Regions from separate parts of the Homo sapiens genome. Here region 2 is linked to region 1. A link is a loop called in an ENCODE intact Hi-C map of the cell type or tissue named here. Cell type or tissue: GM12878. All regions are shown on one strand. Each heading gives the region's core, and the rest is flanking DNA. Links, peaks and the distances in the headings are about the cores only. Region 1 overlaps B4GALT6 (beta-1,4-galactosyltransferase 6). Region 2 overlaps LOC105372049 (a long non-coding RNA gene).

Region 1 (8,000 bases), core at 1-8,000:
TCACTGCAAACGTATTCTATTTGAATAAGAATTAAAAGATAGGAAAACTAAAGGTAAGTCTATTTTCAGTCTAATGCAGAGTATGCAATTGACATTTTCCATTTCTACCTCACCCATAAAAATTAAAATCAAAACATCCACACTAAGCACTTATTAATTTTTAGCCTTAGACAAGGTGAAACTTCTATTTTACTTTGTTAGCACAAAGAATCTTACATAAATGCAATAAAGCTGAATGTGGATTTGCCCTTTGGAAAATCTATAAATACTAACAAACAAGAAAGAAGTATTCACTCATACTCTTCATATAAAATATACATATTAAAATAGGCTTTATAGTGTAATTGGCCACTATTGAATATGAAACACTGCTGAAATGTATGAAACACATTTTATCTGTATTCTAGTTTGAAAAATTCACTTTATCTTTACAGAAATCCAGTGCCAGTGTTTCCATTGCTATACTAAGTAAAAATCAAAGAAGTTTACAACAGAATAATCAAATACACCAGTGTTAAGCCTTAACTTCACTTTTAGTGACTATAAGTAAATATTACTTGTACTTGAATGGTTTTCATCTAAGTAGATCTAATTCTTACACAAATCCCTTCTAATTATTATTTGGGAAAGAATCATATTCAATTATTTTGTGTAACTATTATAAGATTTTATACTTATGTATTTTATTGCATTGTTCTCTATTATCAATGAAAACTATCTTTTTAAGTAAAAAAATGTAAGGATACATAGCTAATAATAAAACTTCTAAACTCCACACATTTCTCCTAGGTGTCTCATTTCCTTGACCATTGTAAAGTCTGGCTCTATTATTCAAAGAAGGAGGGAGAAGGAAAGGGAGAATCAAATTAATACCTATCAAACTTTAAGCACTGTGTGCTTCATTCTATCCTTACCACACTCTGCAGATGGTATTGGAATCCCAGGTTTTACAGGTAGGTAAACTAAGCCTCCACTTTGCGGAGGTCACAGGACAAGTGAAGTGCTCTGTCGGGCAGCTCGTGCAAGGCTCTCTTGGCAGAAGCCTCGTTATGTTGGCTGTACCCATGGCTCCTTTCTAAAGCCTTATCTGTATGTGGCTGTATTTTCTACCAAATCACCTTGCCACCATGGCCACCACGGCCACCACTAATTGGGCACAAAATTGGGACAGGACCCAAAGTTGGCAGCCCATGAGAGGGACTGCTGTGAAAAGATGGCTGGCCACACTAGTGTGATCCTCTCTTATAAAAGAATGCAAGGATCCCAGGGAAGCAGAGAGAAGGGGCAGTAGTGCTGAGACCCCTCCCCACCCCCAGTGAAAAGGCAGTGCACAGCAGCCACGCACGACGCAATCTCTCAGGCACCACAAGAGATGGTACAATGGGCTGTGGGGCGGGAGGAGAGGAGTACCAGAATGATGAAGTGGCAGACAGATGCTTTGAAATAGAGTTTAATTAGTACTCATAAAGCACTAATTAAAGAAAATGGCAACTAAACCAAGAACAGAAAGATTTCCTGAAACTATAAACCTTGAATATGAAAATTATGAAGATGAAATTATTGTAATCAATATTTCAACAGAACATTACCCAGTGGTTTCAGTATTACACAGACAAAAGTATTCATTTTTAGGAAAACAAGGCTGCAATAACAAAGTAATGACAACCACAAAAATCACTGAGTTCCATTCTTTATTATGGTACAGCAAAGAGACAGCAAGATTAGAATCACCTGAGAATTTTTTTTTTCTTAAATACCAGGGACCAGGCCCACTACTCTAGATCAGTGGGTCTCAATACGTGGCCCAAGGCTCAGCGGCAACAGCATCACCTTGCGGGATTTGTTAGAAATGCAGATTCTCAGGCCCGCTCCAGACCTGCTGAGTCTGAAACTCTTGAGAGCTGGACCAGCAATGGGGCTTGACAAGATGATCTGGGTGATTCTGATGTACCCCCAAGACTGAAAGCCATGGCCTTAGATGATATTAGAAGGTCAATCTTTCTTTTTATTATTGATATATAATATCTATCAACAATAAGCTAAAACAAGTCCTACAAATATGATAGGCAAAGGCTAATTTCCTCAATTAAAAAAGCTCGTGTCAAGAATAAAAAACACAGATACAAAATACATCAGAATATGGATAAATAAGCAATTCAAAAAGATGTTTATTTAAATCTTTATATCAAATCCAAGATACAAACCTATATGTACAAAGTAGGCTTAAAAATCATGGGGCAGGGGTAGAAGATACACACACAAAAAAAAGCTAAAATAATAGCCGTGTGGCTTCTGAGTGTTGACAGTACAGTATAGTGTTTTTTTTAAAATAATGATAATGTATTATCTTCATAATTAAAAATATATATATTTAAAGTACAGTAGCTTTATCACTACCACATATTACACACAAAGGTTAAAAACAAAATAGTAAAATCATTAGAAGGAAATAAAGGTATTTATCTGTATGGCCTCTGGGTAAGAAAAGGTTTAAGACCAAAAAAAAGCAAAACACCTAAGTAAAGTTATTAAAAAATTTGAAAAGGTCATAATTTTAAACTTCCATAAAATAAAAGACAAAACAAGAAGCCTGGGAATGTGAAAAGATACTTACAAAACACATAGCAGACAACAGGCCACTGCCAGAATATAAAGAATTTCTACAGATCAATACCAACACACAATAACCAACCAGGAACTGATAAAGCCCATGATGCAGCAAGTCACAGGAGAGAAAATTTAAAAACACAAACATAGGAAAACTTACTCAAACCCACCAGGAATGAGGGAAGTGAAAATCGAAACAACGAGAAACCATTTATCTTTCAGATTAGCAAGAATTTAAAAGTCCATCAATATCAAAGTGGTACATTCATGCTTTGCTGTTAGGGATATAAATTGGTATAGCTGCTTTTGAGAGCAATTGACAAAATCTGGAAAACCTGAGCCAACCTACCCAGCAATTCCACCACTAGCCATCAACCCTCAAGTACACATGCATATACGCACAGGAAAACTCACACTCTGTTGTTCTTTATACCAAAATATATATATATATTTTTTTTGCTATTTTGTGATAGCAAAAATGTTGAAACCACCTAAATGTTCATCAGTGGGGAAACAGGTAAATGAGATGTGATACATTTATACAAAGACGTACCACACAGTAATAGTTAAGGGAAAAAAATTAGATCTATATGTAACAACATGGGTAGTTCTCAAAAAAGTATGTAAAAAAGCAAGTTACAAGAATGAAATGTACTTTATAGACCAATTTACATAATTTCTCCTTTGAAACAATATCTATTTTCTATACAGACATCTATCTATGTAGAAAACAATTTTCATAACCGGAAAGAATACTCAGCAAACTCTCAGTAGAGGTGAGGTTACTTCTGAGGAAGGAATGGGGAGCCAGCACTGGGGATGGTGGTCAAAAAGGACTGGCTTAATCAGGAACATTATAACATATTCAAAAGGAGACTACACATTAATTGCTCTCTTAAGCACTGTTTTAAAAGAACTTGGACATAGGTAAGCCGAAGTATTAGTTTTTAAAACTGGTTGGGAACAATATGGGTATTTGTCATTTTCCCCCTTTGTATTTTTCTTCAGCTTTTCAATCATCCCCCTTCAAAATGCGCTTTGCCAAAAAATAAATAAATAAATAAAAGTTCAAATAACATGCTGCATAATATAAACATTTGCACCCAGGTGCACATGACCTGCTCCTGCTGCACTCAAATCATGTGGTTTTTATGACTGTATTGTAACACAAGTAAACAGTTAAGTCAAAATTAGATGACGACTTACGCATATAAGGCAGCTTTTCTGGACAGGGGAGGTATGGTGAGTATGTGAAGTTTTCCGGGAGATACGTTGTTGTTTGAACAAGATAATCACTTGAATTATTGCCTTCGGGATAATCTTGGAAAGAGAGAAAAGAGTTACAAAAAAAAAAAAAAGGCCTTTTGCTTTCTCCCTGGAATGAAATACGTCACTATCACTGGGAGAAAACTACAATATACAATCTACAGAAGTACTTAAAATCAATTATCTTTAAGGAACTAGAGAACAGCAAACTGCTGCGGGGAACAGACCTCTCAGCATGATTTCCCAAGAGACATCTAGAGAGCAGCACACCCTTATCCTTGCACACAGACATGGCAGTCCCACTTGCAACCATGTGAGAACACCTGCTCCCGTCCCTCCCCTGGCTGAGCCCGATCTACAGGGAGTGTGAAAGTACACCAGGGAATCCCCTCCACTATGGCACAGCCAGGGGTGTTCCAAACCGCTGCGTGCTGCTACTAGCATCCACAGAGCAGAGGGGTGGGAGTAATGTTTTCTTACCACCTCACACTGTAGAAACTGAGATTTACCCACTCAACTTACTTTTGTAATACAGCTCATTCTAAACCTTTAAGTTAGTCATTCCCAGCCTGTGGGCTGCAGCCCCGGGGGAGCCCTGGAGCTATTATTACATTAGGTCCATTATCTTTAGAGTCAGCAAATTAAACTGCATACAGGGCACCAAAGTCAAATGCCTGAGTTCAAATCCTTGCTCCAACACACTGTAGCTGTGTGATACAGGGCAGGACACGATGTAGCTTGCCATCTATGCCTACTTCATACTGTCATTTTTAAACTTCAATAAGACAAAATGTGTAAGGTGCTGAGAACAATCCCTGGCCCATAGAAATAGCTAATAACTGTAGCTATGAGCGATTAGAGATGAGCACCTGACCCACGAGACAGTCACAGGCTCAGGATTTTTGAATGTGGAACCAGAGAGATCACATTTCAGTCCCTTTCTGGAGCAAAGTTCTGAGACGCAAATCTAGAAACCATGACACACAGGTTTCCTGCTATGTAGGGAAGCTGGCCTAAGAGAATGACATCAACATGCAATGAGTGAAATGAGAGACGGAAACAGCTCATTAAACTACCGTCTGTCTCCTGGATCACAAACAATGTACTACAGAAAGTGAAACTCTAGCAGACACTTTAGGAAAATGTGAAGATATTCTTTGAATGTTGAGTAATCTGCTCCAATGAGAGACAATGTAGAAGCTAAACCCTCTGACCATAGGGAAATGAGAGAATCCTGCGAATTAGATAGGAAGTATGTGAGAGGAGCCAAAGAAAACTAAGCACCTCCATTGCACACCTTTACCTAACATCAATATTCAGTCATTGTCACAATGGAGTTGGTGGGGATGCTGCCTAGGAGTCAGGACAGTACTTCAGGGCAGAGACTCACGCCACCTGCAAGACTGCTGAATGAAAGAGGCCCTGCCACGGCTGCTAAGCAGAGGGTGTTGGGACGGGCAAAGGTTCCAGGCTGGGTATCAAGGAGGAAACAGAAGCCACAAGAGAAGGTCCAATTCCAAAGAAGTGCTTGGAAACCCCAGTTACAAATTTCACAGGGCATCAGTAAGGTGTTAAGGTAAATGCATTCCCAGAAAACCCCAACATAGTAGAGATCAATGATGGTACAACTGCTAAGGCCTATCCTACCAGGAAGTGGGAAAGCCCCAATGAGACAATCCTCCCCACTCTCCCTGGGCGAGTGCTGGAAAGTGTCTGACAAGGAAAATCTTCCAAATAACAAGGGGAGGAGAAATTCAGTGAACATTAATTGTTTTGTATGCCCAGTGACACCCCAAGACCACAGACACTACACTGGTAGCCCATGCTCAATGTATTCCCCATATGTCTAAAAGATTTAAAGATACCAAGCAAAAGCAAGTGTAAGGAAGTCCAATAAAGTTCTGATTCTTTTCCTTTTTTTTTTTTTTTTTTTTTGAGACAGGATCTTGCTGTGTCACATAGGCTGGAGTGCAGTGGCATGATAATAGCTCACTGCAGCATTGACTTCCTGGGCTCAAGTGATCCTCCTAGCTCAGCCTCCCAACTATTAATAGCTGGAACTACAATCATGCACCACCACACCCAGCTAATTTTGTATTTTTTGTAGAGACAGGGTCTTGCCAGGCTGGTCTCCAACTCCTCGGCTCAAGCAATCCTCCCACCTCAACCTCCCAAAGTGCTGGGATTACAGGCGTGAGCCACCATGCCTGGCCTGATTCTTTAAATATATATATCTACATATATACCAAAATTCTTGTTTTTTTCTTTTTGTTTTTGTTTTTAAAAAAAGGGCTTCTCTCTCTATGGGGACTCCTACCTTGCTAGTGGTAGCAGCAAGTGCAATAAGCATGAATTGGGTTTCTGTCACTCCCACCAAAACTGCTTAAGATTACTATTGTTATGAGTTTTGTGACAGTGTCTAGTCAAGTTCATTGATTTACACCTTAGAGTTACTTATTTATCTTCAATATTCCTGGAAAGGAAGATAAGGCATTCTTATTTGAGGGAGACAGTAACAGTAAGAAAAGAAAAAAAAAAGAATTCTTAAAAATAAGTTTGCCAAAATTTAAAAAATCAAATCAAAGCATTGTAGTAAAGTCAGAGCAATCTCCCAGAAAGATAGAAAGGAAAGAAAAAGAATTGAAAAACGAGAGAGAAATAATACATAATAGGAGTTCCAAAAAGAAAGGAAAATAATAGGAAGACAAATTATCAAAGAAATAATATAAAAATATTTTGGAGAAATGAAGGGTAAGATATTCCATACTGATAGGACTGCTCCCAGCAAGAGAAGAAAAACAAAGCTCCAAGATGCTCTTTGTAAAATTTAAAAATACAAAAAGATCCCAAAAGTCTCCAGAAAAAACTGGTCCATGAACAGTAACTGCCATCAGGATGGTCAACAGACTTCTCAAAAGCAGCACTGGAAGAGAGAAGACAATGGCATGGGAATTTTGGAAACCCCCCCTTAGCGTGGTCAACTCATGTGCCTAAGGGAAAATCAGCGATAGATTAAGACGGCTCTGCAAATTGGGGGGAAAAAGAGTTAACAAGTAACATCAACAAAAATAAACAGATCTACAAAACGAACAATCACAACTAGACTCAGGAAAACAAACCATTATCTACATTCTCTTAACAACATCAACAATACCGATTTGAATTTAAATTGTGACATAATTATATTGGGGATAAGGATAGGAAAAATTGGGGTGAGACTATAATACTAAATGTCTTTCTTCCATAACAAGAGTAGTTTAAATTGATAAATCAAGAGACAGCAGGATAGAAACATAAAGATAAATACAGAATAAATTGTTAGTTCTCTGAGGATTGGGACTCAGGGAGGAGTGAGCTAGGAGACTGTTATTACATTATACCCTTTTCTACTATTAAAATATAAAAAGTTCTACTTAAAAATGCAAGAATATGAATAAATGAGCAGTTAAAACAATAAATATTGAATGGCAAGTTCTTCATTAATTAGCTAGTGTGCGCTCTCGCTCTCTCTCACACACACACACACAGAGTTCATATTATAGCTTTTGTTGCACATACCACCAGAAAAAAAGATGGGCTAGCTATATAGAGATGATAATTTTTCTGAATCTCTTCAATTTTTACTAAGGACATACTATACACTACACATTCACAGGAATGAGACAATAAATAAGGTTGTCCTTGGATGTACAACTATGATATAACAATATTTTAAAATACAAAAGAAAAAAAAGTAAGTTTGTCCCTGGGGGTCATCTGCCTTGAGACGTTACAAGGCTCATTTTCTTATAATCCTGAGGCAGAAAAATATCTACATTTTCATTCAATCCTTTTGTTAATGTCATGCATTAACTTTAAATAAGAGTATTTCCTTACTCTGCATAATTTATTAATTTCATCATTAATGCTTGGGCTCCTTCTCTTAGCCACATGCTATGATTCTCTGAACCCACATCCAACTCACAGAAGTGCTCGGCTCTCTAGACATTTCTGCAAAACAAACTATTAACTCCTTCTGGGGAGTCAGATGGCAACAGGAGGGCCAGAGAGAATTGTTCTACTTTTTATTTTAGTGCTAGAATGACTGAATCACAAGAGTAAACATTCCATCACTTTTATCAGTTTTT
Region 2 (16,604 bases), core at 3,888-11,887, 390 kb before region 1:
CATGGGACCTGAGAAGCAAGAGATCCAACAAAGGGGAGAGCAGCAGAAAAATCTACGTATGAAAGCTGGGGATGGTGGCTCAGGCTTGTAATCCCAGCACATTGGGAGGCTGAGGCAAGTGGATCATTTGAGGTTAGGAGTTCAAAACAGCCTAGCCATCATGGTGAAACCCCATCTCCATTAAAACACCAAAAAAAAAACAATTAGCAGAGTTGGTGGCGTGTAGTTGAGGCAGGAAAATCGCTTGAACCTGGGAGGCGGAGGCTGCAGTGAGCCGAGATCGCACCACTGCACTCCAGCCTGGATGACAGAGTGAGACTCTGTCTCAAAAAAAAAAAAAAAAAAAAAAAAAAGTCTAAGGATGAGAATGAAGGGAAGTCCTAAGATGAATCTGATAAGGAGAGCAAGCAGCCCAAACTGCAGCCCAGGTAGAATACTCCAGGAGGGAAACTTAAAAAACAAATCAAGCAAACTAACAATTAAACAAATTTTTAAAACTGAGTGAATGATTACCTAAGCTTTCAGAGTTCTGCAAATGTTGAGGATGACTTAATGAAAAATACATAGAAATGTAAGCATCAATTGTTAACGAATTCCAAGAGAAATGAAAAATTACACAAAAAGGATATTACCTGATTCAGCTGTAAATAATGCATATGAAGTCACAATAATATAAGCACTGAATTTTCATCTTAGTAAAAATTATGGAATAACCAAATTGGGAGGATGAGTTGAAAGATAAATATCTGCGTGAAACGAATTTTTCCACTTGTTGGTTTTAAAGAGAGCTAAATGATGGTCTCATTTTCTGTAGAAGGAATTTAATAGATTATATCTCAAATTTTGAACCGAAGAGAAGTCAACATAAGTACATTTAACAATGGGAAAGAAATCCCAGAAGATCAGAATTCAAAGAGGTTGCCTCTGGTGGGTAGGAATCAGGGATATGTAGGGATTGGACATTAAGACTGCTACTTTTTCTCATACTCTTGTCATTTCGACATTTTAAAACATATTTTTTATAATTGTGGACCAGCAGTTGGCAGATCCCGATTTAAGTCCAGTCTGGTTATTCAGGAGTCCAAGCAGGTTTACTGGGTCCCTTGAACTGTATTCCCCAAATTCCAGAGCAGTTTCTAGAACAAAATAAGGAATCTCCAAATATTTGCTCCAAAACACCTTCAGGCATGTTTTGAGCATATTTTCTGAACCCAGAAGCCCCAAATTCTTGACAAAGTGTAGCATAACCATATCCTGTTCCCAAACCACGGATTGTAAAGATTTGTGCTCAGCCAGACTCCTGCCCTCTGCAGCCCCCTGTTAAATGGATTCAGCAGACTGAGAAACAGTAAGGCTCAAAGTGGCCCATCACTTTTAAGAGATTTATCTGACAAGGTGGGGAATTTCCAAGGCATCTGAGGATTTCCTAAACTTTCAGAGACCCTGCAGGCTCAGGTTTCAACATGAGTCCTTGAGACAGTTCTGAATAACCAATAGAAGGGATGGTTCCACATGCCCAGAGCCAGGAGGGCAGGACGGGAGGGCACGCTCCCTTATGGCATGGAGTGTCTATTGGGGTAAAGAAAGAGCAAGGTCATTCGTTCTTAACTCAAATATATATCCATGTACCCAACAAATGTTTTCACAATAACTTTTAAAATCTTGTCTATCACACTTTAAAAGACTGAATATTCGTGTCCATTTAATTATTTTTAAAACTGGTGTTTTTGGAAATTTGAATATAAATAAAATAAAAAGGGAAGATGGAAGAAAATGGTGTCTGGCATTGTGTCTTATAGCACGCATCTCTGTTTTTCTGTGTCTCATGATGGTTGCTATTTACAAAGCAAACCACACCTCCTTAACATTTCTCCCTCAACTACAGATCCACATTCTTCCCTTATCAGGGTCTGGTTCCTCCTAATCAACCTAATGTTTAACTAAAGTAACTCATGCTTGTTTTACTTATTTGGCATGCTTTGCCTCCTCTGAGAAAATAATTTACACATTGAGCTGTTTTGAGTACACATTTTATTCAACTGTATATAGATATTTTATATTTATAAATGTACATCATTTTATAATGTTTCAGCCTATTTAACTTAATTACAAACAGATATAGCAACTGTCTGCAAGTCGTATTACAGTTGTAAAGTAAGGATGCATTGGAAGAGCTTCCTATTAATATAAATTACTTTTAAAAAGCTGTTTTATATCAATACAAAAAGTCTTAAATTTTGAAAGCATTAATTGTATCTTTTATTCACAACACCCTGATATTGGGCAAGATTTCAAATCAAAAGAATCCAAACCCAATTATTCCAGTAGAGATGATCATTTCCCATTCTTTGGCTAGTGACTGGATTTTTAATAACCTAAAACCTCGTTGTAAATCTTTGACTATAGCAGCCTTCAGGGAGCTTTGTGGTTTGGATTTTCGGCTGCTATCCCTAGTTGCTATCAGTTAAGGATAGAGCCCTGAACCAACTAGAACCATGTGGAGGACTCTGACGCCATGTTTACTATTCCATTACCTCCCCATATCAAAATAATGAACAAGCAAGAAAAAAATGGTATAAATTACCTAGAGGAGAATGCACAAATCTTAGTTGCACAGCTCAATGAATTTTGACATAAGTATATCCCCATATGTATATCCCCAAATTTGACATATGTATATCCCCAGGTGACAAATATCCAGATCAAGAACACATTGATCACCCAAGAGAACTCCTCCAGGCCTCTTAGTGGCCCTCCCCTGTCCCAGATGTAAGTTCTTTTCTGATATCTATCACCATGAGTTAGTTTTGCATGATTTTCAAACGAAGTTAATACAAGCGAAATTATAGTCTATACTCTTCTGTGCCTGTTTTCTTTTGAAATTAATATAACATTTTTGAGATAAACATAAGACCTAAGTATGGAAAAAACAAAGTAAAATGACCTTGCTTCTAAGACACCTTGATTATGTATTTAAAAGTCCAAAAGCATTTGGAATAAAACGCCTATAAATAGTGAGATATTTAGCAAGGTCAAGAGATACAACGTCACTATACAGTAATCAATTATATCTCACTATATGTTTTGAATAACTTTATGGTTGATCCAATAATAAATTATTTGCTGAAATGAAAGTGTTCTTAAATATACACCCAGTGACACATAGAAACATAACTCTAAAACAAACATGATTAATGAGGTGAAAAAAGACCTAACATATCCCTAATACCTAGTAGACAATTAAGGTTTGTTTTTCTTGTTTTTGAGACGAAGTCTCACTCTGTCGCCCAGGCTGAAGTGCGGTGGTGCAATCTAGGCTCACTGCAACCTCTGCCTCCTGGGTTCAAGCAATTCTCATGCCTCAGCCCCTCAAGTAGCAGAGACGACGGGCACGCACCACCACGCCTTGCTTATTTTTGTATTTGTAGTAGAGACCATTTCACCATGTTGCCCAGGCTGTTCTGGAACTCCTGGAATCAAGCAATCCACCCACCTGGGCCTCCCGCAGTTTGAGGATTACAGGAATGAGCCCCCGCGCCTGGCCAAGATTTTTTTTTTTTTAAATAAAGTACTAGGCAATGCACATAAGAAAATATTAGCTCTTATATTTATCATTTTGTCCTTCCTTTGAGGAACTTTTTAAATATTATATATAATATATGTCATATTATATATATCATATAATATATAGTGTATCATATATGTAATATATTATATATTATATATTTATAATACAATTTAAAATGCTATATTATATATAATATTTTAAAATTACATTCACATAGAAATAAGGATATATGTATATATCTCTTTATCACAAAGTATTTCATAGAGTATGAACCACTGGAAATGGGACTTTGTGTTTCTATTCTGTGCTTTTAAAAAAAGATCATCTTATGAGTAAGGAATAAAATGGAAAACATTTAGATTATCTTAAAAACTGAACTACCTCTATACACTCAGGGTGCATCTGTGTGGATGTGCATGTGCACATGTTCTTTTTTTAGAAATTATTAACACTCAGAAAAATAAATGGCCAAATGAAACAGGGGGAAGTCTTAAATAGATGTAATCAAGTGAAGTAAAATGTAGGGCTGGCCGAAGACTTCGTAAAAAGCAAGGTTACCAGACAACTTATTTTCTATAACTAGATAAATGAATATAGGTGGCCATAAACACCTATCTTTTGAGTTTTCTATGTGCTAGACAGTATGCTAAAGATTTCACATTCCTCATCTCATTTAGCCTCAATAAAAACTAAAGCAGGTATTATTTCCTTATTTTATATACAAGAAACCAAGGTTTTGAGAGTTGAGGGGTTACTTCCCCAAGATTACACAATAAGTAAGTTAAAGAGACCAAGATTCAAATCAAGAGCTCACTTCTGGCTGGGTGCGGTGGCTCACGCCTGTAATCCCAGTACTTTGGGAGGCCGAGGTGGGTGGATCACCTGAGGTCAGGAGTTTAAGACCAGCCTGGCCAACATAGTGAAACCCCATCTCTACTTAAATAAAAAAAAATAGTGGGGCGTGGTGGTACGCACCTGTAATCCCAGCTACTTGGGAGGTTGAGGCAGGAGAATCGCTTGAACCCAGGAAGCAGAGGTTGCAGTGAGCCGAGATCGCGCCATTGCACTCCAGCCTCGGGGACAAGAGTGAGACTTCGTCTGAAAAAAAAAAAAAAGAGCTCACTTCCAGGCCTGGACACCATCTTCTTTGCTGCCTTCCTAAATATAAGTGAATATTCTCCATTTCCTTTTTGATCATCCTCTAAGTGCAGGGGTAAATTGTTATTTATAAGAAAATGTTCTTAAGTGTCTCAACTGCAATGAAATAGATCCTCAAAACGTGTAAGAGCAATGTGATGGAGAGACTAGATTCTAATAAATGAGGTCATAAAAACTGATGTAAAAAACTGTTATATGTTTGTTTAGCAAGCATTGACCTATAACAGTCACTTTCATGTGTGATTTTCGTGTAAACATCATAGCAACGACATAGAAAAGTAATTCCACAATTTCACAGAGGTGCACACTTGGGCTCAGAGAAGGAAATGATTTTTACTCAAAATCACAACCACTGTTTATAACTGGACAGTCACAGAGCTCCCACAAATTGAGGCACTCACTGAAAGGAAAATGCAAATGGTCAATAAAATATTTTTAAAGCCTCAACGTCATTAAAATCGGAGAAATTAACATTTCAACCACAAATCATACAAAGCTTTAACCATCAAACTGACAAATGTAAAGAGTTCAAACTTTTCCATTGATGAAAGGATGTTCAGAGAAAGTCACTGCACAAAAAGATGTTTAAAAGAGGTGTGAGGGGGATTTAGAGGTGGAGTACAAAGAAATAATTAACTTTGTGTAATTATTATGAAATTGCAGTGGTTAAAATAAAACATGTTCCTTTTGTGAAAGAAAAAAAGACTCTAATAAGCTAATGTTTTTTGTATAGGTATATGTGTTTTGGAAGAATGTTAATTCAATGGAAACATAAAAATGTGACTATACATAGCAAGATATGTAAAGAAACACTTTTTAATTATTATTTTTCTATAATATTAGTCTTCAGGTCATGATGAGAATTGAGGAAACTGAGGAGTTTATTGTCAATTCCAAAACTCTTTTTAAATCCTTAGTTTTGGGCAAATTTACATTTGTGATGAGCTATGACTTTGAACAGTACTATTTCAACGCAGTATTAAGTGAAAATTATTTTTGAAATAAAAGCATGATTTATTTGATCACATCTTATGGAATTAATTAAGCATAACTATATTAATTGCTACATAACTGAGAGCAAATTAATTGTAAGTAAATTACTTTATCACTGAATCCCTTTTAAGCAGTAGTATTATTTAATTATTGATCACTTGTAGTGGTTAATATATTTTGCAAATTCAGGGATGATACTTAAAAGTATATAAAATTTGCATCATGTCTTCTTTAATGAAAAATGTTTTTTTCTCAATGGAATAACAAAGCACATTTCAAATGTGTTCCAAAATAGAATTTGTAAATATTAACAGTACTTTTCAATTCTCTCTTATTAGGTAAAAAAAAAATTATAATTTGAGCACAGAGAATTTTCAATGCCCCTTAAACAGAAATGTCTTCCTTAATATCATAAATACAAAATTATCATAAGGTAAAATTTCCTGAAGGTGGCAGCATCCTAAGCAAATCTGTCTCCAACCTTTGCAGCAGGCAGTTTTTATGTATGGAGTAATATTACATTTCCTAATAAAAGGGATTAACAACAATACCACTCATTAATAATTATGAAAACAATGTAATAGTACTCATCATGACATGATTTCTTGAAGATTTATACAGTATAGTCTCTACTGAGGAATACATAAGTTGAACTCAATATAAATATTTTTTCAAGGTTTTTCTGAAATCTGTGAAGATTTCTGTTGATTCTCTGATTACACTAATTTTTTTTCTTGCTGAAACGTTATCTAAGTGAGAAAGTGACAGGCATACATTTTAACGTTCTAACTTTCATTTTGAGTCATACTTTAGACAAAAATAATAGGCCGGGTGCGGTGGCTCACGCCTGTAATCCCTGCATTTTGGGAGGCCGAGGCGGGCGGATCATGAGGTCAGGAGATTGAGACCATCCTGGCTAACACGGTGAAACCCCGTCTCTACTAAAAATACAAAAAGTTAGCCGGACGTGGTGGCGGGCACCTGTAGTCCCAGCTACTCGGGAGGCTGAGGCAGGAGAATGGTGTGAACCCGGGAGGCGGAGCTTGCAGTGAGCTGAGATCGTGCCACTGCACTCCAGCCTGGGCGACGAGCGAGACTCCGTCTCAAAAAATAATAATAATAATAATAATAATATTAATGCCAATTCCTTCTACATATTTCTTGAAATGTGAGGAAAATAATGATAACAAATGCTATGACTATGATTTTTGAAACTAAGAGTGGGCCCATAAATTGGGAAATAAATCTTAATTTAAACATTGGGTTTTAAAGTACTTACTCAATTCACTTCACAGTTACTTTGAAATAAAACCCCACAAACTTTTCTTATCTGACAATAAAATATAGTTTGATGATTTACTTTTGAAACTGTAATGCACTACACAGGTGGTTGTGGCTGTTATCATTATTTTTAAAAGCCAAGTTTCCACATCTGTACTTTGTGATCAGGGACTCTAATAGCAAGAAATAGTTGTATCATTGGTCAACAGAGTTATTTTGAACCTAGGTATTTTCCTTCAAAATGAGATGTGCTTTCCCCCGTCATAATAATTTTGATTCCATCACTTCTTTGTTATTCCATCTCTAAAAATGAAGATAAACATCTAAATTCTACAGTGTTTGGTCAATAACCTCCCTATTTAGATTTTAGTGCCCATTCATCATTATGCATATACCAAATTAGATTGCTGTAGAAGCAAATGTTTCTCAGAAAAATAATGAAACCCTTTATTTCATAGGTTCAGAGACATGTTGCTTCTTTGTAAATGGTAACTTGCCAGCCAGCTAACCCACGGTTAAGCAAAGATAAACTCCCTGGAAGGCAACAGATGTAATCTCAGCATTATTTTTTCTTCAGAGTTTTCCCAACCAGAATTTTTGTCTCTATTCCTGTTGCATTTTCATGTTTTCTTTCTTTCCATTTCTTTCTTTCTCTTTCCCATACTCTTCTGCATATGATTATTTTCTTCCTTTTTTTTTTCTTTCTTTTTTTCACCTCTGTCCTTCTCTCTGCAGTTTCTGATGCTGTGAACCTAGTGAATATTAAGGGACTTTCCTGGGGTATTTCCCAGAGGTTGAAGAAAAGCACCAGGACTGTGAAGTCACAGAAGCAGCCACAACACAGACTCTGGGAGGATGGGAAATGGCTAAAGTCATGATTTAGCCAGATGTTACAGAGTACAGGAAAAATAGAAAGTGAAGACCGGAAAAGTTCTATGCACTTTACTGAAATTGAAAACCCAAAATTCTCAACATGTTCATCCAATAAATTTTTTATATATATTTGGGATAAGTAAATTAAAATTGTATAAAAGATTTGTCTTAAATTCCTCAGCTAATATAGACAAAGTAGTACGACTGCACAAGCATTATCATAGATTCAGATGCGGGTATGGAGAGAGAAGAACTGGTCTGCTTTATTATATATTTTGCCAAATAGAGCTTATGGAAGAGAAGATATAAGAAAAATAATGAGGAACCTGTTTTAAACTGGATATGGGATAACTTCAGCATAAGTGATAGAATAGAAGAGAGAAAAGTAAAAAAAGGAGAAAACAGGCATGACTGACTAGTATGGGAATGTGAAAGAAATAAGAAAGAAATAAAAGTAGAAATGCAAAAAGCAATGGAAGGGTTCATATAAGTGATCAATAATTGCATCAGAATAAAATTAAGGGATATGGCCAATGGGGAAAAAGGATAATCAGGAGATTATCTGATTATAAAAGATAATGTTTGGAATAAGAGAGAGAGAGCAAAGGAAAGAGAGACAGAGAGAGAGAGATGATCAAGAGACCTGGGGAAAAAAATCTTGTTGACTGAAGTAGTAAGGTGGAAATAAATTTGGAAAGTAACATGGAGGAAGAAGCAGTAAAATGTTGTCATGAATAAAAGGAGAGCTGGTCTGAGATCATCTGCCAAGTGGAGGAGATGTGGACACCTGAGACAAAGGAAATATCAGTGACTACTGAGCGAGGAGTTGGAGCTTTGCCATAAACCAAGTAAAGTGAAAACACTAGTTCTTGCCAGCAAGCTGACTTTCACATGAAAGGGCAACAAACACATAATTTAATTATCATTGAAAGCAAAAATGACACCAACTGTGTTTTAAACTCTTCCTCATCTCATGGGATGTGATAATAAGTGAATCATGACAGCATCAAGCTCATTTCTGGTGCTTCACTAAAGTAACACAGTAAAAACATTAGCAGTCAAGAATTTGTGTAATTATTCAGTATCATCTTCCTGGAAAATTTTAGATACTTTGCAATTGAGATGCATTTACATGTTTCCTGATTCCTTCTTCAAAATAAAGGTCCATATGCAGTTTTTTGCCAAAACGAACAGAGAACGGAGAGGCAAAGCAGAACTACCCCAAGCTAACCTCCTTTGCCCATGGGTAGAACAGGCTTGTCACACCGAAAGTGAAAAACTCCCCATTAGAATATTGACTCTCCTCTGTAAACATCCAGTACAAGGAAATAAGAATACATGGATGCAAAGTAAACTCTTAGTTTCTACAATTGGTAGATAAAAGCTGGTGTTAATTTTTCTTTAAGCAGCCCAGGGTGCTTGACCTCCTTGAATCTACCTATGGTGTCGGAGGAATTCGTTGACATAAAGGTCCCCCAGCTCAGCAAGAGATAAGCCAGGGAAACATTGGAGTTTATGGCCGGGTTCTCCTGATACTGTTAGAACACTAAACCTTAGGGAAAGGACTATTTTTTTTTCTTCAAACTTCAGGGAGGCAGGCTTAGAATTAATTGCCCTTCCAGACAGAGAAGAGAGAATGTGATGCCTCTGGACACAGCAGTGTCTTGAACTTAAGACAAGGACATTGCAGTGTATTTTTCTGGCCGCCTTCTTTTAGTCAGTTCTAAAGGGATTCAAAAAGCTCTTTATAAAAGCAAATTTAGAAGAAGCTCTGTCCAAACTCATAGAGTAAGTTTAATTACTTCTAAAATTAACATAAAATGTGGAAAAGTGCACCTGTTATAGGCATATGCCTCAATAAATTTTTACCAGGTAACTAGACCCATGTAACCAGCTCCTTAATCATGATCTAGAACATTACTAGAAGGCCAGCCATCACTAACTCTCCAAATGTCACCACTGGCATGAATACTGATAACAAAGTTTTGCCTGTTTTTGTTTTTTGGTTTTTGTTTGTTTACATTAAATAAATGAAATAATGCTATATGTTCTCCTTTGTGACATATAGCTTCTTCCACTCAATAGTATGTTAGTCTGATTCATCCACATATTTTGGGATTGTTCTGAGTTGGTTATTCTCATTGCTCTATAGTATTCCATTATATGAATGTGCTGTAATGTATTATTCAACCTATTATTGATGATGTTAAAAGAAAAACTTCGGCCAAATTAAATTTAAAGTAGTTTTATTGAACAATGAACAATTTGTGAGTCAAGCAGCCCTCAGAATCACTGCAAATTCAGGGAGACTCCAGGGATGCCTCAAGGTCAGAACAAATTCATAGACAAAAAAAAGGGAAGTGATGTACAGAAATCCAAAGTGAGGTACAGAAACAGCTGAATTGGTTACAGGTTGGCCTTTGCCTTATTTGAACACAGTTTGAACACTTGGCAGCGTTTGAGTGGTTGAAGTAAGGCTGCTGGGATTGGCCAAGACTCAGCGATTGTTACAGGCCCATACTCCTAAATTAGGTTTTCAATCTTGTCTACCTATTAAGTTAGATTACTGTTCATCCACGATGACTCAAATATAGAAGTATGGAGCCATTCTCAGGACATATTTAGTTTGCTTTAACGATGGACGTTTGAATAGTTTCTAGTTTGGGGACATTATTAATAGTCCTGCTATGGATATGCTTATATGTGTCTTTCAGTGTGTATATTATTCACTTCTGAAAGGGATAGGTGGAATTGCTAAGCCATAGGTTATGTATATGTTCCTGTGTTTTACTAGATAGTGCCAAATAATTTTCCAAAGTATTTCTATCAATTTATATTTTAATTGTAATGTACGAGAGCTCCAACTGCTCTACATTTTTAATAACTCTTGACATTTTCCATCTTTTTATTTTAGTTTTCTAATGGGTGACCATATGGCTTTAGAGCTGTACTGTAGGAATAGTTGAAGAGTCTCAGACCAAATCCTGAAAATTCCAGTTGTAAATGATATATTTGGGTCTCACATCCTACTCGGGTATGTGATTTTGGTGATTGAAAATAAATTGATTTCTAAAAAAACCTACCTAGCAAACAACTTTACTCATCAACAAAAACTGTGAAAAGCAGTTGTGGGGCCAATTCTTCAATTCATTACATCCAACAAACCTCCAGTTTCAAGGATTATATTTTTTCTAGTAATTTCATTTTTCTTCCGAATAGTTTTACTTTTAACCAGTCTAGTTATCTACTCTTTTATAGGTTTATCCAAAATGCTTTAGTTTTTTCAAAGCCATAAAGGAATCTTTAGAAAACTTGTTATACATGAAAATGTTGTTCATTAAGTTATTACTATATGCTATTAATCATGATAATTATCAGGGATCCAAAGATGAATAAAATAGAGTCCATTTTTCAGTGATTTACAAACTAAGGAGTAGATAATAATAGCTAACATTCTTTAAGTGTTTACTATGTATATTTTACATGTATTATCTCATTTAATACTTACAACAAATATACTAGTAGGTTCTACTATTGTCCCCTATTATAGATGAGGAAACTGAGGCACAGAGATGTAAAGAAACTTATCCAAGGTAGCAATGATGTTGAAATATGATTCAAATCTGGGAAGTCTGATTTCAGAGTACACTTTAAACCATTACGCCACCTTATGACTACAACAAAAGGTACACTAGAATATGTGCTTTAAAATACGGCTAAAAACAAAGTTATTGAGAAGATATTAAGTGGGAGAGCTGAGTTCAGACTGTGAGAGTTGGGAACTTTATGGAAATGGCCAGGTATTTAAAATTAGGTAGTACTTTCAAAGAAAAAATGAAGAGAAATGGAATTCACATAGTGGTAATAACACAGATTCTAAGCTCCTTGGGGGAAGGAAGTGTGCTTTTTGTTACTGTAAACTGATCGACTAGAAAAAGGTCTGTGAGTGAGCTGATGTTGAATGAACATAGAGATTTGGGGCGTGTCAAGCATCATAGGCATCCTGTGGCCATATGCTACAGTTTAATGTCACTGAAAGAACATGCATGAACATGTGAGTGGGTGAAGATTGATGTTCAGAGCATATTTGGGAAAGCAGTACTTGTGGGTCAACATAATCAAAGAATAGGAGCTTAGCATAAGGTGTAAAATGTCTCATTCTGTACAATTTACTTTATACTGTCAAGTTGGAATCCCTGATTGAAATGATTTCTTCCAAAATTCTATGAGTGGTTTTTCCAAAGAAGCATTAAATTTATTTGCATATAAACTAGGCCAAATTTTAAACTGTTCTCAATAATGTTATTTTCATATAATAGCTTTTATATCTTAAGTACCTTAAAGAAATTATTGACCCCAAATATTACTTCAGTGTTAAAGAGGAAAAATGAATATAAAATATGCTTCAAATAACAAATATTGAGCAGATATAAATAAGATGAATAAATAAACCAACAATGGCCAAGTAAAGATATTTTAAAATTAGGAACCTAATAGTAGTTGAAAAATATTTATCTTTGCCTATAATTTTTAAAATGTAAAATGTAGATTATAACAACCTTGAGATAATATGTTACACCTGTAAGAGTGACAGAAATATTTTCAATGATAATGCTGGCTATGTTGTGATCAAATTGGCCAAACAAAACATTGTTAGTAACTTTATAAATTATAGAATCCTTTTGGAAACAATATGTTTCAACAATCATGAAAAAATTCATATCATAGTTATATCGTTTTTGGAAAGTTGCTCATTTATTTACTTAACAGATTTTTATTGAGCACCTATGCTGGTGGCCTAGAACATAAATATCGGCGATATGTATCACCTTCCTTCAAAAAGCTAATATACTAATTGAAGGCTTGAAACAAATCATAAAATACTTTTAGTTGAGTAATAGCTTTAATAAGGTATAATATGCATGGGAAAAAAAGAAAACCAAGAATAAATTATCCTTAGGAAACCGTTTTATTTAAACAGCAAAAGGCGGATTCATGAAGATGTCTGCAATAACAAAACATAATAAAGGGATACAAAACTCCCCAAACCTAAAATATATTGACTTGATAAGATAGTTTAAAGCATTCAGATAAGACAGGGTAGAATATGACAATACTTTTATAATTGCAGAACCATAGTAAATAAAAAGATAATAAAATGGCATTTAATGTTATGTTTTTTGTCCAGTAAATGGTAAACTTTATTTATTTGATGGTTCTTGGAAAGTTGAAGAAAAATCTCTTTGAATTATAAAATTATAGAGATTATACCTGAATAAAATTGAAAACTCTGCTATGTTAAGTTGTGGAATGTTAAGGCAAATTAGTATTACATTTGCACCATATATTCCAAGAAATTCAAAATTGCTCTAAATTATAAACACAGTATTTCTTTCAAATAAGTGGGTATTGTTTGGTGGCTATCTCAATATTTTTCATGCAAGAAAAATGAAGCCGAGATTATTTAAATGACGTGTCACTTGTTTGATACAACAGGAGAGGCTCTTTAACTCAACTTAACAATGATTTCCAATGGGTTCAGCAGCATCTAATCAGAAACTTTCAAAGCAACCTTTTCTTTATCTGCCAGACTTTGAATATGGAACACAGTGTGTTTTTTTTCACCAGGTATTATATTATAGCACTATAAAGTCATTCTGGATGTCTAACTATGACACTTCTTTGTACAAAGTTCACAGATATAAAATTTTGAAAAAATTTTGAGCCAGTAAAATTTCTTCCAGAAGGCAAAATTCCATGAGGTTTTGTTTTTAATATCTGCATACACACAGTTTTCATCATCAAAGCAAGTTAATAGTATTGCAAGAAAAATAACTCTCAGGATTATACTATAATCACATAGACTTTTCAGCATTGACCCCTGCTGTTATTAGGTGGAATACTACTTTAAGTATGGCTGCAAACACTTGTACCTAATTGCACTTGTGAAGTAAATAACAATGCTTGGATTGTGCCCTTTCCTGCTCCAAAGCTGTTTGCAGTTGTACCAACAAGTTGATAGGTACGATTTGACCTCTGGCTCACAAGTTTGAAAACAAATGGCCCGTGCACATTTCAGACAATTATTTCTTTAGAACAATTTATGTTGGTCCCAGCTTTTACGTAAGTATTCTATAAAAGAAAGGTGTTACGTAGTATAATGTTTCTACAGAAATCTTTAACTCTTTAAAAGTTGGAAAGAAAAGTTATGTCTTCAAATAAGTTATTTTTAATTTTTCAAAGAAAATGCTTCGTGATTATTTATTTGACTTTGCACAGTCTAAATTGAAAACTGAAACAAGTCTTTTTACTTAGAAAAAAAGAATTATCAATTCTTTGAATAGATCTAATAATACTGAATAGACCTAATGTTTTAGAACTATATCTATCTGTGCTTTCACAGAGCCAAGTTTGTGAGATAGACACAACACTAATTAATATTTCTCTTATTCTTTTAAAATGGGAAAAGTAATAAAGATATTAGCCAATTATGTTTCTTATTGCTCTCCTTATGTTCTCAGACATTTAGCTGTCCCTAATTTAGCCTTCTCTCCTGCCTGCTTGCTTACAAACTCCCAAGTTCATATTTTAAGCAATTTCAATCAGGACAGATTAATAAATCCCAGCCTATTCATGGGAATTAACTAATTCAGAATGAATCTTTCCTAATTGTTTTGTGTTCACATGGGTGTTTGCTTTGGCCCCTCTCCAAGCCTCCAGCCAAGGGAGAACATTGTCTCACCACACCCAACTAAAAACAGAGTCAAGGAATGATTCCTTTGGTGAAAGCGTCACTGAATAAGCAGTTTTAGCTTGGTGCGTGTGTGTGTGTTTTTTAAAAGGAGATCTGTTTGTAGATTGTCAACAAAGCAGTTTCCACATAGAAGAATACCAATTCCTATTGTTGCTTTTTTTCCTAGCAATAACATTCTGAAATTTGCAATCTTTAGCACCAAGTTTTTAAAATCCTAAATGACATGTTGTTTTTTCCTGTATGAAAGTTTTCTTAAAAAGCAAATTGTAATTATTTTCTCAATCGTTTTCTTTTTGTTTTTCACCTCTACCCTTCCAAAATAACATAATTTCTGATAGTGTCATCTTTTAAATTTTAAAAGCGCATTCCTGAGTTAGCTCTTTCTTTTCAGAAGGCAAACATTGGTGCTCCAGTATAAAAACTAAAAGGTGCTGACACTATTATGGCACAGAACTTTTTACATAGTTTCTTGCCCTTCTGCATATGAAAGTCCAGAATTAGTTATTACATGGTTGGATCTGGGGACTGTGTCTGAGCCCACCAGAGAAGCCTGGTCCAAGCTTCCCATATCAGGGATCTCTTAATTTTTGAAGAATAATGCAGATTGGGTGCTTATAAAAAAAAAAAAAAAAAGAGAAATATGCCCATGAGCTGAATTGATATTCTAGAGAAAAATGGAGAGGCTTTCATAGAGAAATGAGGAAGTGCTAGTGAGGTTTTAGAGCCTCTGGTTCCTCTCCAAATCTACATCCAGGAAGTATCACCACCACTTTCCAAGGTGATGAATCAGACAATCCACTCCTCTCAGGAGCGGTTTCTGCAGTGGTGGCTGGCAAAGCACTTAGCTTGAGGGTTCATAAACACTTTTTGAAAATGGTAGTGATGACAGGCTCGGTGGTCTTTTGCCATAAGGCTTATGGGAGAAGGATTTTAGTCGTAGGGTTTTAAATAAATGCCACTGATAAGAGCTCAATGAGATAAAAAATATGTGTAGATGTAAGAACACAAACAGAAATTTGAAAACATCTTTGTCTTCCACAAGGTCATAAGAATCATAAGAATTTACTTTTGACCCAGAAAGTGAATGACTGACTTCCTTTCATGGTATGTTAATGCTGACCTAAGATAAAATATATAAACATCAAATAAGTATGTCATGTGTATGCTTTCAGAGTGTGGAGGAGGTGTCTGATCCTGCAACATAAATGTTCTGGTGGTATTTACCAAGTAACCTCTCATTTGGAAAAATAAAAACTTATCTGTCTCTTATTTTCTAAAAATTCTCCCCATTTTATAATGTTCTCCAGTTAAGAAAACTAGGTCTCTTTAACTCCTTTAGGGGACACCAAAAGCCAAATCAAACTAGGTAAGTTTCTGCTTTATTTTTCACAGCACAAATTTAAATATTGCCAAGTCTCATAAACCACGCCCTGTTTGTGAATGAATCTCAGGGAACATTTCAAAAACAACAGAGCAGACCTTTTGATTTTCCTTATCCACATTCTTTATTCTTCTCTTATTTCATATCCCTTTTTTGTACTTTCTTGATTAAAAAGAGAAACATAAACATTCTGTTCTAACACCTCCAATCCAATCTATATAAATGATGCTACCTGACTGCACTTCGCAATACTTAGTAAACTGTGCTCCCACGTTGCTCTGTATTTGTTTTTTATGTTTTTATATTTATTTTTTATATTGCTGTATTTATTTTTTATATTGCTTTTCACTATTCGGGAAACAATCCACAAGCATTTACTAAGCACATTCCACCTATTTAGTCTCTAGTATTAATTTCCTCCTTCTTGGAAAACTTAAGTTACACTGTGAAGGGCTCTGTGAAAGATGAGAAGGTTCTAACCCCTTTCTCCTGGAAGCTAACGTGTGCATGCGTGCACGTGTGTATAAAAGAGCAGGGTGAGTACATGAGGGATATATGTATAAACAATCAACTGCACTTCAAGTCAGAATGAGGAA

What was found. A loop is a pair of places that touch in the nucleus more often than their neighbours do. Peaks named below come from ENCODE experiments on the same cell type or tissue, not always from the same donor. Only the 100,000 strongest peaks of a DNase experiment are listed, where the experiment ranks them.
Region 2: it touches region 1 in a loop (3-fold over the local background); 1 of 110 quality-filtered maps calls a loop at or near these places.

What each region holds. Positions count from the first base shown.
Region 1 is chr18:31,654,163-31,662,162 of GRCh38, forward strand. It overlaps B4GALT6 (beta-1,4-galactosyltransferase 6), which reads right to left. Exons shown (of 9, transcript NM_004775.5): 3 at 3,814-3,927. Among named protein-coding and RNA genes, the nearest start is that of B4GALT6, 26 kb to the right of the region's middle. RefSeq lists enhancers at 4,582-4,711, 5,212-5,371. In GM12878, for the core only: no CTCF peak of the experiment used is centred there; DNase peaks (open chromatin) are centred at 4,369 and 4,919; H3K4me3 peaks cover 2,341 bases; H3K27ac peaks cover 4,411 bases.
Region 2 is chr18:31,260,524-31,277,127 of GRCh38, forward strand. It overlaps LOC105372049 (a long non-coding RNA gene), which reads left to right. Exons shown (of 4, transcript XR_001753388.2): 4 at 1-1,774. Among named protein-coding and RNA genes, the nearest start is that of DSG1, 49 kb to the right of the region's middle. RefSeq lists an enhancer at 7,678-7,797. In GM12878, for the core only: no CTCF peak of the experiment used is centred there; DNase peaks (open chromatin) are centred at 7,788 and 8,758; H3K27ac peaks cover 2,381 bases.